Regions from separate parts of the Homo sapiens genome. Here region 2 is linked to region 1. Evidence: chromatin loops called from intact Hi-C (ENCODE). Cell type or tissue: OCI-LY7. All regions are shown on one strand.

Evidence for each region. Hi-C counts contacts between places; a loop is a spot of excess contacts. Peaks named below come from ENCODE experiments on the same cell type or tissue, not always from the same donor. Only the 100,000 strongest peaks of a DNase experiment are listed, where the experiment ranks them.
Region 2: a loop joins it to region 1, with 4 times the contacts of the local background. A loop is called at or near these places in 1 of 110 quality-filtered maps.

Annotation. Positions count from the first base shown.
Region 1 is chrX:77,419,304-77,427,303 of GRCh38, reverse strand. No RefSeq gene overlaps it. Among named protein-coding and RNA genes, the nearest start is that of FGF16, 24 kb to the left of the region's middle. RefSeq lists enhancers at 3,385-4,242, 4,243-5,100. In OCI-LY7, no CTCF peak of the experiment used is centred here; a DNase peak (open chromatin) is centred at 4,263; H3K27ac peaks cover 734 bases.
Region 2 is chrX:76,552,180-76,560,179 of GRCh38, reverse strand. No RefSeq gene overlaps it. Among named protein-coding and RNA genes, the nearest start is that of MAGEE1, 130 kb to the right of the region's middle. In OCI-LY7, CTCF peaks have their summits at 3,977 and 4,177 (motif pointing left); a DNase peak (open chromatin) is centred at 4,189.

The DNA.
Region 1 (8,000 bases):
AGGATGAAGTGTTTGAATTGCTGTTAAACAGGGAATTTGGCCCAGAAGCAGCCCATTTCCCGAGTGGTAGTTGGGGGTGGGGAAACTGTTGGTCTGAATAGGATGTACAGTTGGCTATACTGGGTGGGGTGGGGATCTGTGGGCCCAGTCCTCCTTCCCTTATGACTGGGCACCTAGCAGCAGGGTTGTGGGTCCGCTTTGTCTTGTCCAACTGTGAAAGTAGCAAGAATGGGAGCCTCTGCAAGGGGCTGCAGCTGCCTTCCAAGGAATTTCAGTGATATCTGGGAGTACAGAGGCTGAGTCATATTTTGGGATAGGATTGTGTTTTTATACCCGCAATGCAGGGTGTTGCCATAATATTAATCATTATTATGGTTAAAAACAAATAAACTCATCCTGCAGTTATGACAAATCTGTGTCTTGGCTCTTTCTTGCCCTTACATTGTCTTTCTTTTAGCTTCTGCCTTAAGAAACCAGAGTTTAACCCCATATAGCCAGAATAAGCAACTGTCTTTCTAACATCATTTCAGGAATACATGTTAAGTATCTAATTTTTAAAAATCTTCCATATTTATGTACTAAGACCTACAATACCATCCTGTCAAAATGCAAATGCTGCTTAAGCTTCATTAGTTACTTTGATCTTAATATTACTGGGCCATTAATATTGTTTCCTGAGAGAAGGAGATTGGGTGAAAGGAGAGACCACAAGGGTCCTGGACATCTGACCAGGGAGAGAGAGGCCACAGAAAGGATATAGAGGCACCAAAGACAAATCACCAACCTGTCAATTTTTCCATGGACCAGTTGTAGACACAGGTCATGGCTACAGCAGCAGGGGGTCTGTGATTGTGGAGAAAGGTAAGGAGGGAGGAGTAAAAGGAAGATTCACTGAAGTTTGAGGAGCCATTCCCTCAGCGTTGGCCTCAGGTTCTGGCTCTAGAGCAATAGACTCTGACCTTACAAAAGGAGAAAGATGCCTGCTTGTGTGTGTGGGCTGTTTCAGGTGGATCCCATGGGCCTTGGACAGTTTCTGTGGGTCAGGCCTTGGCTTCAGAGCCTTGAGTTCCTACAAAGTTGACAGAGGCTGAACCAGCTGGGGAACTGCTAGGTATCTGGCAGGAGCGGGAAGAGCCCATCAGGACTTGGGCTCAGTGAGAGACCTGAATACTGGGGCAAAGAGTGCCTTCAGAATGTAGCCCACTCTGTTAGCCTAGGTCCCCAACCTAATCTTACCTAGTGACCAAGAAATGCACTTTGCTCTTTTCTGGACCCCATTCTATCTTGACCAAATCAGAAAACAGGCTCATTGCTGCCCTACATATCTTTCACCCGGGCTTCGATGAAAGCAGATAAGCTAGGGTGGAGAGTCTCCAGTTATGGTCTCAGCAACCATCTTCCTGTCATTTTCTCCACCGCTTTCCTGCATGTACTGTCATTTGGGTTGTGGCAAAAATGGCATCTCCTCAGAGACTGTCTCTCACTCTCCTAGTTAGATAGCTTCTCCCATCTCCAGCCATATCACTTCACTCTGGTTATTGTCTTCATAGCACCTATCACCATCTCAAATTGTCATTTGGTTTGTTTTGTTGTTCATTATCTCTCCCATCTCCCTGTGCCATGCTGTGTGTGATTCATGAAGCAGGGGCTGACTGCATTTTGGTCCCCCAGTCTATCCCCTAAATCTGGCAGAATTGGGTAGGCCTCTTCTCTGCTCTGTATCCTGAGTACAACCTACATGTCCTCACTTTGTACCTTTGCTCAAAGTATTTTTCCTCTCTGGAATGTCCTCTTCCCTATCCACTGAATCCTTCTTGTCCTGAAATGCTGGATTTAAATCCCACCCCCTCCAGAAAGGCCTCCCTGATTACCTCAACTGACAGAGAGCTTTTCCTTCTCTGACTGCTACAGCCTTGACTGGGTTTGCTACATATTTTGCTATTTCTGTTTTCACTGTCTTATAGTCCTTTCCAATTTTTTCCCTTGCATTCGTCTTTTCTCTCCAGATTGATTGTGTCCACAATACTTTTGTCCTTCTGAAGAGGTCTAGCTCTTCTGTCTCACCTCAAGATAAAAATGGGGTTGTGGCCAGGTGCAGTGGCTCACACCTGTAATCTCAGCATTTTGGGAGACCGAGGCAGGCAGACAACTTGAGGTCAGGAGTTCGAGACCAGCCTGGCCAACATGGTGAAACCGCATCTCTACCAAAAAATACAAAAAATAGCTGGGTGTGGTGGCGTAAGCCTGTTGTCCCAGCTACTAGGGAGGCTGAGGTGGGAGAATCGCTTGAACCCAGGAGGCGGAGGTTGCAGTGAGCTGAGATGATGCCACTGGACTCTGGCTTGGGAGTGTAAAAACAAAATGAGTTTGGTTGTGTCCATCCAGTGGTACAGATGACATAGCAGGACACAGGAAATAGTTTCTCCTTGTGTGATCCAAGGGTCCTGAAGCAGCTCTCATTTAAATACAGATTCCCAGGCACCACCTCCGCAGCTTCAGAATGTGTTATCTAGGGTGGGGCTCTGAAATCTGCATTTTCTTTAAAATACACAAAGTTTGAGAACCAGCAATTTAGGGAGACCCGGTTTCATCCTGGGTCAACCACTAACCAGGTATGTGACTTTGCGTGGCTCACTTGTCTTCTCTGGGCTTCTGTTTTTTCATATCTAGGATGACGGGGTTGGGCAATGTGACCCCTCAATTCTAAAATTCAGCAAGTTTATGTTCTGTAAACTTCTGGAAGGTAAATTCCTTGGCCTACATGTCTTAGAATCTCTAGCATATTCAAGTATAGTACCTTAAATACAATAGGTGCTTAACAAACACCGGATGAATGAATGGATGGAATGAGTAGCTGGGAGGCAGGGTAAGGGGTGCTCACAGCAATTCAGAGACAATACTGCAGTGGAGCACAGTACAAAGGCCTGGGTTAGAATCCCAGTCTTTGCCAAGTTGTGTGGTCTCTTGAACTCTCCATTTTCCCATCTGTAAATTGGAGGTGTTACCTATTGCATCAGGCTGTTGCAGGACGAAATGAGTTAATGTCTACAAAAAGCTTAGCACAATGTCTGACACATAGTAAATACTTAATACCTTTATTTCTAATTAAGTCGCCCCAATGAGGAACAAATAATTGGCTTTCAATGAGGGAGAACTTGATTTTCAACCATATTCCAGACCTCCTGTCTTCCTCCCTTTCCCACTGGCCCATGGAGACCCTGACTATAAGGTTGGGCCTGGAAGACTGGCTGACCTGACAGCCAAAGCTGTAAGGACCTAAGATGTTCTATTATCTTACAGCATGGTGTAACTTATCCATGAACTGAGAGAAACAAATTGTCAAGGCATCATGAAGTTTATCATCAGGAGTATGGAAAGAGTACGAGGTTTGACGTGAGAATATCTGGGTTCAAGTGTTAGTTCTTGCAGAAAAACTTCCGTGACCTTACTGTACCTCCACCACCTGATTTGAGTCAGATGTCCCTTCTCTATGTTCTCACAGTGCCGACTATTTCCTTTATCATGATATTTGCCTTTTGTTCTTACTACCTGTGACTGTCACCTACAGTAGACTAAGCTTTTTGAGAGTGGGGACAATGTCTTGACCATCTCTGTATCCTGGACAAAGAACATATTGCCTGAGTGGAGCAGATGTTCAGGAAATGTTTGTAGAGCTCAATTCAAATGATGAACTGATATACTACTGAGCTCAGCAATTAACCTCTTTAGGCACTGTAAGAGGGAGACAAGAAACCCTTCTCTGATGTCTCGCCAATGTTATTGTGAGGCTCAAGCACTTTGTAACCAGTAAAAGAATCACTGTTATTGCCTTTCAGGCCTCTTCCCCTCCACCCCGGACCACCCCACCCCCACCCCCACCCCCACCCCACAGCCTTGCTGACCTTTACCTAAACCTATTTACCATCCCATTAGGACTCTACTTTCTGTTCTGTAGGCTATTTTATCAGCCAATCTGGAAAAGGAATCCATGCTAATGTGTTAATGGGTGTTAATTGGACGATATGTTTATATTTCAACAGGGAGTTTTTGAGCTTTAGGAGGAATGAGTAATAGTGGATTCCAGGTGCTTGGGCTTGGGAGAGCTCGGTTTTTGTTTTTGTTGTTGTTGTTAGGGAATCTCTTAAGCCATTTCTCAAGCTGCCCTGGTAGGGGGCCACCTACTTTTTGTCCACATTAGGCTTGTCATGCAGCACACACAGTGTATTTGCATGCAGGAAGTGCCTGAGGCCTCTAGGACCACATTGGGGGGTTCTGTCTTGCAAGAGATCCAATAGCACAAGGAAGCAGTCTGTAGCAATTTACCTGCTTCCTTCCTGAGTTTTGAGTCAGGGCCTGATGAGCTCTGTTCCAGGCTTGGAGATCAGACCTGGGGCCCAGAAAAGCCATTAGCCTGGAAAGATTATTTCTGTTAATCCTTCTAAGCAGCTCCTGAGGCTTTTCACATGCTCACAGAACAGCCTGGGGCCTTTGCTGGGGTCCAGTGTTAAACTACTTTGGAAAGAGTTGTAATTCCCAGTTAAAAGTTCCTCTGGTGCTATTAATGTTGAACAGAAATAAGTTTTGTGCCTGAAATATCAATGCCAAGGATTTTGCGTGTGTTGAGAATGAGGAGGGGAAGGTGAAGGGTTTACTGGCTGAGGCTGGTTTGAGTTTGCAGGTGTGGGCAGAGGTGGGGGTGGGAGGTGAGGGGAGTGCCTGCGTGGTCTGTGAGCATGAGTGTGTATTTTAAGCATGCATGCCCTGTATGCATGCTCTGTGACTTTGTCCCTTGGCTCTTTTCTGAATTGTCTGGTGTAGGAGCTGGTTATGAAAATAAATTGTTCTTTCTTACTGCCTTATGTGTAAAGCCACTGCCTAAGCTTCTCAGAACATTGTTCTTGATTGTGTTGAGGCCTGACAAACCTAGGGCATGATAGAATGCCATTCTTGTCTCAGTGTTCTCCCATCAGAATGTGGGGTCCTTGGATAAATTTTGGGAAAGTGACCTGAGAGAGGTTGGACCAGTGGATCTGAACTTGCTAGAGGCTGGTTGTCTTGTGGCTGGTAGATTACCATGGGGCTTGCCTGCCATTTTTATTCCTCTGCTTCTTGCCCACATCTCCAGAGGAAGGGTAAAAGAGGGAAAGAATTGAACCTCACCTACCTTAGTGAGAAAATGCCTTGTTTCCCAGCTTTTGTGTGGTCAGTGGCAGCCTCTGCCACCAGGTTCCCCTGTATTTCAGTCCCTGACAGGTAGCTGATGAAGCCTCCACTCTTGAGTATTAGAATTTAACTCTTTCTCTGTAATAGACTCAGATGGGCCTATTCTCTGAATGAGGCTGGTTTGCTCATTCAGAGAATTTTTCAGAGAATTCAGAGAACATTGTAGGTACCAGTGTTGCTCACGGGGCAAAAGGTGATTGATTGATGACTTGCTGAGCACTGCTGGCAGCTGGGGTGGGGTGGAGAGCAGGCTGACAGGTCCAGGATCTCTTTAGGATGAAAATAGAAGTTGCCAAGTGAGAATCTGTAGGCTAAATTCAGCACTCACACCCTATGTGACCTGAACAATATTTTAAAACATTTTGACTTGGTTGCCCACATTTAAAAATCCAGAAAGTTGAAAATGGTAGGATGAGAAAACACTGGGTAAGTTGCCGGCTTGGCAACAATTAGTTATGCTGAGTAGTGGCTGCCACACTGGGGCAGGATCTGTGCCCAGGGATACTCTCCGGCTTGCCACAGTCCCTCACCATTGCCTGTTGTATTATACACTGCACGCTTTCCTTGTTTAGAGTATCTGTCTGCCTCCTGTAGGCCACTTTGTGATCCCCAGACTATCAATACTCATCATGGTGGCATAGGCCCTAGGGAGAGATTTTGCTGTAAGGGATGGGACACGAGCTGAGCAGCAGGGTCTGAAAAAAGCAGGAAGCCTGAGAGAGGAAGCCCGGGGTCCCCACTGGGCAGCCTGTCATGCAGAGACATCATAGCAATAAGGGAGCCTGAAATTCAGCAGCCTGTGAAAACCCAGCCAGGAAGCACTGAAGGCAGTGAGCTAAGTTAGTAGGAGGATACAGCCAGGCTATCTCAGGCCAAGTGACCACGCCATAGTCTTCCTTAAACCCTCAATGACTTCCCGTTGTTCTTAGGATAAAGAGCAAACAGCCTTACCATGGTCAATAAGGTGCTGCATGGTTTGGCCTGACGAGATTGAGCTTTATTTTGAGCTCTGTGCTCTTGGAAAAGTAGCAACAGTCAAGAAAACCCCCTACTGTTTTGTGATGCTTTTGTGTTCCAAGAAGCTAACTGCAAAGGACCATCCCACCCTCATAAATGGCAAGACAAAACCCACCTCCACCCTTTTTCAATGACTCAGATAAGATCCACCCTAAGTTTTCTCCCTCTTAATGAACATTCTCCCTCCCTGTTACAATAGCTCAAATAAAATCATCTCCTTGGTTGTCTGTTGCATTTTATTCTTCACAGTTTTGGTGCCATGACTTAGAAGGAATTGGACCTCACCTTCAGATCACATCACCCAGGTAACAAGATCTGTCAGAGCCCTTTGTGTTCCTCTCCTGACTAGTGATCTGGGGACCCAATGGTGAGTCCAGTTCTTGCTCCTGTGGTTTGGGCTCTTGTTTATTGGTAGATCCATAAAGATTTGATTTTGATTCTTTTTGAATACTTGCTTGATTTCTGGTGCTGGCTTGTTTTGGTTGCATGATCTGACCATTCAGTGATCTCTGTCTTTCCCAACAGAGACAAGGTTTATAGAGACCTTGTCTCTGTTGGGTGAAAGATGACAGTATCTGGTTTGTTAGTCTACTTATCTCTTTTGAGCTTAAATCAATTAAGAATTCCATGATCTGCTGGGCACGGTGGCTCATGCCTGTAATCCTAGCACTTTGGGAGGCTGGGGCGGGAGGATCACCTGAGGTCAGGAGTTTGAGACTAGCCTGGCCAACATGGTGAAACTCTGTCTCTACTAAAAATGCAAAAATTAGCTGGGCGTGGTGGCATGTACCTGTAGTCCCAACTACATGGGAGGCTGAGGCAGGAGAATCCCTTGAACCCAGGAGTCGGAGGTTGCAGTGAGCCGAGATTGTACCACTGCACTCTAGCCCTGGGTGACAGAGCGAGACTTCATCTAAAAAAAAAAAAAAAAGAATTCCATGACCATCAGGAAGAGAACAGCTCTTTGATACAGATAAATGGGTTTTGTAATTCTATGTTTCCATTTGACCCTTGGCTGAAATTTTAGAATTAAAGCTATAAGCTATCCATTTGTATGCTTATACACAATTCAGAAAGAACTTTACCTTTCATTGTGTGAGTGTGGGATTTTTTTATTACTATTATTATACTTTAAGTTTTAGGGTACATGTGCAAAATGTGCAGGTTTGTTACATATGTATACATGTGCCATGTTGGTGTGCTGCACCCATTAACTCGTCATTTAGCATTAGGTATATCTCCTAATGCTATCCCTCCCCCCACCCCCCGCCCCACAACAGTCCCCGGTGTGTGATGTTCCCCTTCCTGTGTCCATGTGTTCTCATTGTTCAATTCCCACCTATGAGTGAGAACATGCGGTGTTTGGTTTTTTGTCCTTGCGATAGTTTGCTGAAAATGATGGTTTCCAGTTTCATCCATGTCCCTACAAAGGACATGAGCTCATCATTTTTTATGGCTGCATAGTATTCCATGGTGTATATGTACCACATTTTCTTAATCCAGTCTATCATTGTTGGACATTTAGGTTGGTTCCAAGTCTTTGCTATTGTGAATGGTGCCGCTATAAACATACGTGTGCATGTGTCTTTATAGCAGCATGATTTATAATCCTTTGGGTGTATACCCTGTAATGGGATGGCTGGGTCAAATGGTATTTCTAGTTCTAGATCCCTGAGGAATTGGAGTGTGGGATATTTACCTACCTTTGGATGGTATTACCAAATTAGATTTTAAAATCTCTTACAGGAGCTTTATTCGGA
Region 2 (8,000 bases), 870 kb after region 1:
CAAAGCTATCAGACAGGCAGATTTAAGTCTGCAGAGGTTTCTGCTGCCTTTTGTTCAGCTATGCCCTGCCCGCAGAGGTGGAGTCTAGAGAGGCAGGCAGGCCTCCTTGAGCTGCGGTGGGCTCCACCCAGTTCAAGCTTCCCAGTGGCTTTGTTTACCTACTCAAGCCTCAGCAATGGCATGCACACCTCCCCCAACCTCACTGCCACCTTGCCGTTCGATCTCAGACTGCTGTGCTAGCTATGAGTGAGGCTCCGTGGGCATGGGACCCTCCAAGCCAGGCACGGGATATAATCTCCTGGTGTGCCGTTTGCTAAGACTGTTGGAAAAGTGCAGTATTAAGGTTGGAGTGACCCAATTTTCCAGGTGCCATCTGTCACACCTTCCCTTGGCTAGGAAATGGAACTCCCTGACCCCTTGCACTTCCTGGGTGAGGTGATGCCTCACCCTGCTTTGGCTTATGCTCATTGGGTTGCACCCACTGTCCTGCACCCACTGTCCAACAAACCTCAGTGAGATGAACCTGGTACCTCAATTGGAAATGCAGAAATCACCCATCTTCTGTGTCACTCCTGCTGGGAGCTGTAGACTGGAGCTGTTCCTATTCGGCCATCTTGGAACCTCCTCCTATATTGGGATTTATCTCTGAGATGCAAGGAATGTGCAACATACAAAAATTGTCAATGTCGAGGGTTGTTGAACATAATGGTGGAGTAAAAGGCTGCGCTGAATGTCCTCACTGCAAAGAAACAAATTTGACAACTATCTACACACACACACACACACACACACACAACCTTCATAAAAACTAAGTTATTAGGTGAGCTTTCGTAGTACTAAGTTTTAACTTCATATCAATGAAAGAGGTACTAAAGAGGTAGCAAAACAGTCTTGAATTGCAAATGCCACATCTCCCTCAAACCCCAGCAGCAGTGGCATGGTGTAGAAAGGACTTCTGGACACTTTAGGAGAGAGAGATCAGCAATTTTGATGTGTTTAACTCAGTGCTGTGCTGTTAGAGCAAAAATGAAAACAGGATCAAACTCAGCTGACACCCACCCACAGAAGGAGCATATAAACAAGCCCTAACTAGAAAGAAATTACCAGATCCAGTGGTTAGAGCTTGAGTTTCGGAAAGCCTCACCACCGAGGGATAAAATACTCTGGGTCTCTAAGAAACCTGAAAGGCAGTCTAGACCATAGTTACTTCAACTCTTAGGTGAGCCCCATGGTTGAACTGAGCCCAGATACAGTGAACAAGGAGAGGGGTTACACAACCTAGTGGGGCACCAGCTGTGGCAGCTAAGAAAGTGATGGAAGTACCCTTTCCCTAGCCCCAGACGGCATAGCTTGTGGCTTCAAAAGAGATCTCTTCTTTTCACTTGAGGAGAGGAGAGGGAAGAGTGGGGGAGGACTTTGTCTTACATCTTGGATACAATCAGCCACAGCACAATAGTGCACTGGTCAGAGTTGTGAGGTTCTAGGCCCTAGTTCTTGGATTACATTTCTAGACAAATTGTGGCCCAGAGGGAAACCCAAAATCTTGAAGGAAAAACCCCATTTCTGGAAGCATTCATCACTTGCTAACTGAGGAGAACTTGGACCCTGAAAAACTAACAGCAATACATGGGCACTTCATTGAGGACCTTAAGTGAGCCTCTTAGACTTGCTGGTTTTAAGTGAGACTTAGTAGATTCTTAGTTGCTGTGACCATAGGGTAAAACTCTTTCTAATTGAGAAAAGTAGAGAAAAAAGTAAAGGGAACTTTGTCTTACAACTTAGGTACCAGCTTGGCTACAGGGGGTAGAGCACCACGTGGGCTCTTGGGGTATCTGATTCCAGGATTTGGATCTTGTCTGGCATTTCTGGACCTGCCCTGGGCCAGAGGGGAACACATTGCCCTGAAAACTGAATCCCAGGAAAAGCAGCCTTCATCACAAGCTGATATCAAAAGCCCTTGGGGCTTAAGAAAACATTGGCCATTGTCTGGCAGCTCTCCACATGGCCTGTGGTGGTGGTAGCTAAGAAGTGAAGCTTCTCTGCCTTTGGTAAACAGAGGAAAGAATGGGAAGAATTGCATCTTGTGTTTTGAGTGCCAGCTCAGGTTAAGTAAAACAGATCATCAGATAGGACTCTAATATTTTTCACTGTAGACCCTGACTACCAGAGAGCATCTCTGGACCAACTAAAGAAATGGGGGAACTCACTGCCCTGAAGGAAAAGACATAGGCCTGGTTGGCCTTGGCACCTACTGATTGTAGAGGCCCAGGACCTTGAGCAAACATAGAGAGTAGTCAGCAAGTGTTAACAGCATGCCTTGGTCAAGACACAGTGCTGTGCTGGCTTAAGGTCCAACTCAAAATTGTCATAGTGGTGGCGGCCACAGGGATGCTTATGTCATTTTACTCCCAGCTTAAAGTGGTTCAGAACTGAGAGAAAGACTACATTTTGGGGGGAGAAAATAAGGGAAGAGAACAAATATCTCTGCCTGGTAATCCAAATAATTCTCCTGGAACTTGTCCCAAATCATCATGATGGTACCTCTATGAGTCTGTATAACCACAATGTTACTGGACTTGGGTTACTCCCTAAAGCAGATACAGCTTAGATCACAATATTGTAGTCCTTTTGAATATCTGAAAAGTCATCTGAAAAAGGACAGATACAAACAATCCCATGCCATAAACACTATTATAAATACCTAACTCTTCAGTGGCCAGGCACCAAAGAACATCTACTAGCAGCATTGATACAGGAGATAGAAAGACATTATTTAGGCAGATAGTGAGGGCAAATGAGTATTCAGCAGAACTTCCCTTCTAGCTAAAAGCAGCTCAGAAAAATTTTTTTTTTCTAACAACAAAGAACAGCCTGAAAGATCGAGCTGCAAACATATATAAGAAAGCTGGAAGTTTACATGAGGAAATGCTGGCAGCTGTGCCATTAGAAAAGGGCTACCTGGAGGCCAGGCATGTCCACCATGGAAGTTTCACCTTCCTTTTTTTTGTTAGCACATGTACAATAAGAAGGAAATGGGAAACATGGAGAAGCTCAGGCAGAGAACCCAATTGCATAATAAAATATTGGCGTGAGGACTGCCAGAGATTCCCACCCTATGCAGATGGCACATCTGATTATGACCAGTTTTTCACACCCTGTGTAGATAAGACACCACCACCCCACTGGCTCATCTATAAAACAGCCTGCATTTAACAGTGGATCAGCAGCTCATTTTTCCAGGACCCCTCTCTGTAGTAGATAGCTATTATCTTCATTTTGTCTATTAAATTTCTGTTCTTAACCTCACTCTTTGTGTGTTTGCATCCTTGATCTTGTGGCCGTGAGACAATGAACCTCAGAAAAGAGATGAAATCCCCTCTGGGCCATGGTTTGTCTATAAATGTCACCCCAAATAATTAGGCAACTTCCTTGTGGGGGATTGCCAAGGACCCAATTTAGGTTCATTGAAAGAGTGAATATAGGAGCCGGGCCCAACTCTCTACTTTTACTTCCAGGGTCTCCTCTCCTCAATTTTAAAATCAAGCAAAAAATGAAAACAAAAAGCAAAAAACAAAAAAACAGGTATCAGTCAGCCACCTAGATGTGGTTAGTGCAGCTGTTGGTCTAAAGAAATAGATGGCAGGCTTGCTGGGGAGAACATAGCTTATTCCCCAGAACCCTCAGGGTGCTGTGAATGTTGGCTTTGTTTTGAACCAGTTTTCCTTCACAGAGAGCCTAGCCATTGCATAGGTCTGGAAGAGGTCTAGAGGCAAATGACAGTTTCTGGCCGGGGCCACACCCCAGTGTTAAGTGAAGGCTTCTGGACCAACTCGAGCTCCTCACAGCTCATTGGGCTTTGGCAACAGGATCTCCAAGCTTCACAATAAGATCTCTGAGCTTTTACTACTGCAATTTCCTTCTTTTATTTCAGTGACTGTGTCTCCTATCCCCTCTCTGTATGCAATGCTGTGGGAATTTTTACAGTTCAGAGAAATAATTCTGTTATACAGGATCAACAAATGCCATAGTAACTTGGAACACAGCTCAAGTGATTGACGTTTTTGTGATTTTCTAGGAAAAGAGTGCCCCCACATCCCCAGGAACATTTCTTTCTCTCTCTCTTTTGTCTAGAGAGCACATGGATACAAAGCTACTGCCTGGTATTTTAAGGTCTACAGCGCCACCTCGTGGAATATGAATCCTGTCCATGAGGGATCTTGTCAGTGCTGAAAACCTCTAGTTTCCCAATTCTCCCTTTTTATGCCCCTCTACTAGAGATCAGGCTTTATGCCTCTTCTGTGAATTGGGAAACTCAACAACGAGAAGAAAATTGTCCTCCATAACCACATTTATCCTCAATACTGTCTACATCTTCAGGAAAACAGCCATTTGGTCCCTAAGTTCTTTTAAGACAACTATTCTTCATCCAATTAAAATGGTACTCACATAGTAAGGTGATTTTATGTCTGGAAATTAACCAGACATAAATTTCCCTTACTAAATAAATCCAGGACATAATAGCAGAATATAGAGCTCAACTCAATAATTTTCCTCCATTAAGGGGTCTTGCCCAGATGTAATTGTTATGTAGTCTTTCTCAAAATCTACCTCTCAGGGAGCCATGCAGATCACACAAGTCTAGGAAATCGAAGGGAAATCACCAGTGGAGGACTAGAGTTGAATGGGGAAGCATGACTAATCCTACCTCCCAGCTCTTCCAGATTCATACTTGCGGGTCATCCCTGCATCCATTGTGGCACCTTTAATAGATGCTGGGGCCCAAGGAACCAAAGAGGAAAATCAACAGGGGAGATGCTCCCACTGTCTTTCCCTCCACCCTGGGCTATTCCAAAGTGAAGAAGGAGCAGAGGGTTGCCTCTCTATTTTTCTAGATGAGTAACAGACAATCTTTGGCCTGCACTTCTCTCAAGTGTGTTCTGAAGCACTGAAACTCCTTTGAACCCAAGACTTTGAAGACAAAGCAGCTTATTTCCTTTTGCACAAGGACGTGGCCTTCTTATCAACTTGGGGCTGAATAGACCTGTTCCAGTGAGAGAAGCCTTGATTTTAATACTATCCAACAATTAGATCTTTTCTGTAGACAGGACAGCAAATCATCCAAGGTCCCCTATGTAGAGGCTTTATTTGTCCTGTGAGACAACCCAGACCTTTGCAAGCTTACACAATTGACCCAACTCTTTTAGAAGTCATAGCAGGAAGGCCCAAATGGAATGATTCCCCAAAACTAGAAAAAAAAATTTCAGGGCAACCATCTGAGGAAGCTATCGAGTGCCTTGGCTTTCTTATCCACCTTACTCAGGGTATTCTCCAACTACACCATCAGCTTCTCCAGTTCCATCACCTCCAAAAGTCCCCATTCCCCTAGCTTCACTCTTATCCCTACAGGTAATGCCCAATGAAAGTTATGCCACTAATGGCTGGGCATGATGGCTCATGTCTGTAATCCCAGCACTTTTGAGGCTGAAGCGGGTGGATCACCTGAGGTCAGGAGTTTGAGACCAGCCTGGCCAACATAGTGAAACCCCATCTCTATGAAAAATACAAAAATTAGCTGCGTGTGATGGCAGGCATCTGTAACCCCAGCTACTCGGGAGGCTGAGGTAGGAAAATTGCTTGAACTAGGGAGGCAGAGGTTACAGTGAGCTGAGATTGTGCCACTGCACTCCAGTCTGGGCAACAGAGTGAGACTCCATCTCAAAAATAAAAAACTGAAAAAAAAGAAAGTTATGCCACTAGGGTTCATTATCCTTTCTCATTATAGCACCTTAGGCAAATAAGGGAGGAGACTTGGACTGATTTTCTGATGACCTTGATAGATATATAGATTCCAAAATTTAACTCAGGTGTTTGACTTCACATGGAGAGATGTTATGCTGCTCCTAAGCCAATCCCTAACCACTGATGAAAAACAGGCAGCCCTGCAGGCAGCAGAGAAGTTCAGAGATGAGCAATATGTCTCCTATAGCAGGTCAAAAAGGAAAAGAGGAGATAGGAAAGGTGAAAAAATATGGGAACCATCATCCCCAGTAGGAAGAGAGGCAGTATCTCTTGATAATCCTGATTGAAATCTCAATGACTCAATAGTTGAATAAAAAAATAAACACTTTTTAAGGTGCATATTATAGGGCTTATGAAGAACTAGGGGCAAACTTTTTAATTACTTTAAACTGTCTATGATAGAACAAAAGCCAGTTGAGAATCCCTCAGCCATTATAAAAAGGCTCAGAGAGGCACTAATGAAACACACCTCTTTATCTCCTGATTCAGTAAAGTGACAGCTAATATTTAAGAACAAGTTTATTACACAGCCAGCTCCTGATATTAGAAGGAAACTGCATAAACAGTCTATACAACCAGATAGCATCTTGGAAAATCTCTTGAGGGTGACCACCTCAGTCTTTTATAATAGGGACCAGGAGGAGGCCCAAGAAAAGGAGAGGAAACACAAGTGAGGGACAGACACTCTATGGTTGCTTTGCAGGCTAGCAAAGTCCAGGATCCCCAAGGTGCATCTGCTAATTGCTACTGGTGTGGCAACTCAGGACACTTTAAAAAGTAGTGCCTAGGAAGCAAGAAGAAGCCACTTTGACCCTGTCCAGCCTGTGGTGGGGACGAGTGGAGATTAGACTGCCTGCAGAGATGGAGGTCACTGTGTCCAGAACCAGTCTCATAGATGGTCCAGAAAGACTGATGGGTCCCAGGGCTCAAACCCCTAGCTCCAATGGCTCAAACTGCCATTAATGCTAAGGACGCCCAGGTCTCTGGAAATTGAAGAAAAGAGGGTGGAACCCCTTCTAGATACATGAGCAAATCTCTCTCTTCTCTCCAATCCAGGCCCCCCATCTTTCCATAGCATGACTCTGATGGGTGTCTCAGGAGAAATTTTAACACAATATTTTTCTCAACACCTTAGTCATAGTTGGGGGGACCATGCCTTCTTAATCATGCCTGAAAGTTCCACTCCCTTATGAAGTAGAGACATTTTAGCTTGCATGGGGGCCAGCATCTTTATGGCCCCAGGACAAACTCTTTGTCTCCCCCAGTGGAAGCTAATATTAATCCAGAAGTGTGGGCAACCCAAGGAAGAATAAGTTGAGCTGTAAACACTAGGCCAGTCCAAATCCATCATAAGGATCCCACTTCTTTTAATAACCAGAGACAATATTTCCTAATGTCAGAGGCTAGAAAGGGGCTAGAAACCATTGTGAAAAACCTGAAAATGCAGAGTCATCTTAAATCCTGTAGCAGCTTCTGCAACACAACAATATTAGAAGTGCAAAACCCAATGGGGAATGGAGACTAGTTCAGGACCTTTGTCTCATTAATGAGACCATTCTTCTGGTGGTTCTTAATTCCTATACCTTGCTGACTCAAATACCTGAGGGAAGAAAGTGGTTCACAGTCCTAGATCTAAAGGATGCCCTTTTCAGTATACCATTATATCCTCATTCTCAATACCCATTTGTTTTGAAGATCCCTCTGGCCAAACTGCCCAGACAACATGAACAACTGCCTCAGGGATTTCCAGATAGTCCTCACTTGTTTGGACAGGAACTGTCAAATAATCTCTCTGAGTTTTCCCATCCTCAGGTCAGGGGTTTACAATATGTAGATGACATTCTGTTCTGTCATCTGTTCTGTTCAGTTCCCTAACTGAAGAAGCTTCTCAGGAAGGCACTGAAGTTCCTAATTTCTTAAATAACAGAGGATATGAGGTTTCAAAATCCAAGGCCCAGCTTTGCCAAACCTCAGTGTTTGGGTTTAGTATTGTCTGAAAGAACCAGAGCATTGGGGAAATAAAAGACTAAACCCATTTTCTCTTTCCCCTTTCCTAAAACCATCAAGCAACTGAGAGAATTTTGGGGCATTACAGGGTTTTGCAGACTATGGATACCTGAGTATGGTTAGATACCTTGCCCCTTATATCACCTCATGAAAGAAACTCAAGTGGCTAAATCTCAATTCCTAACCTGGAAACC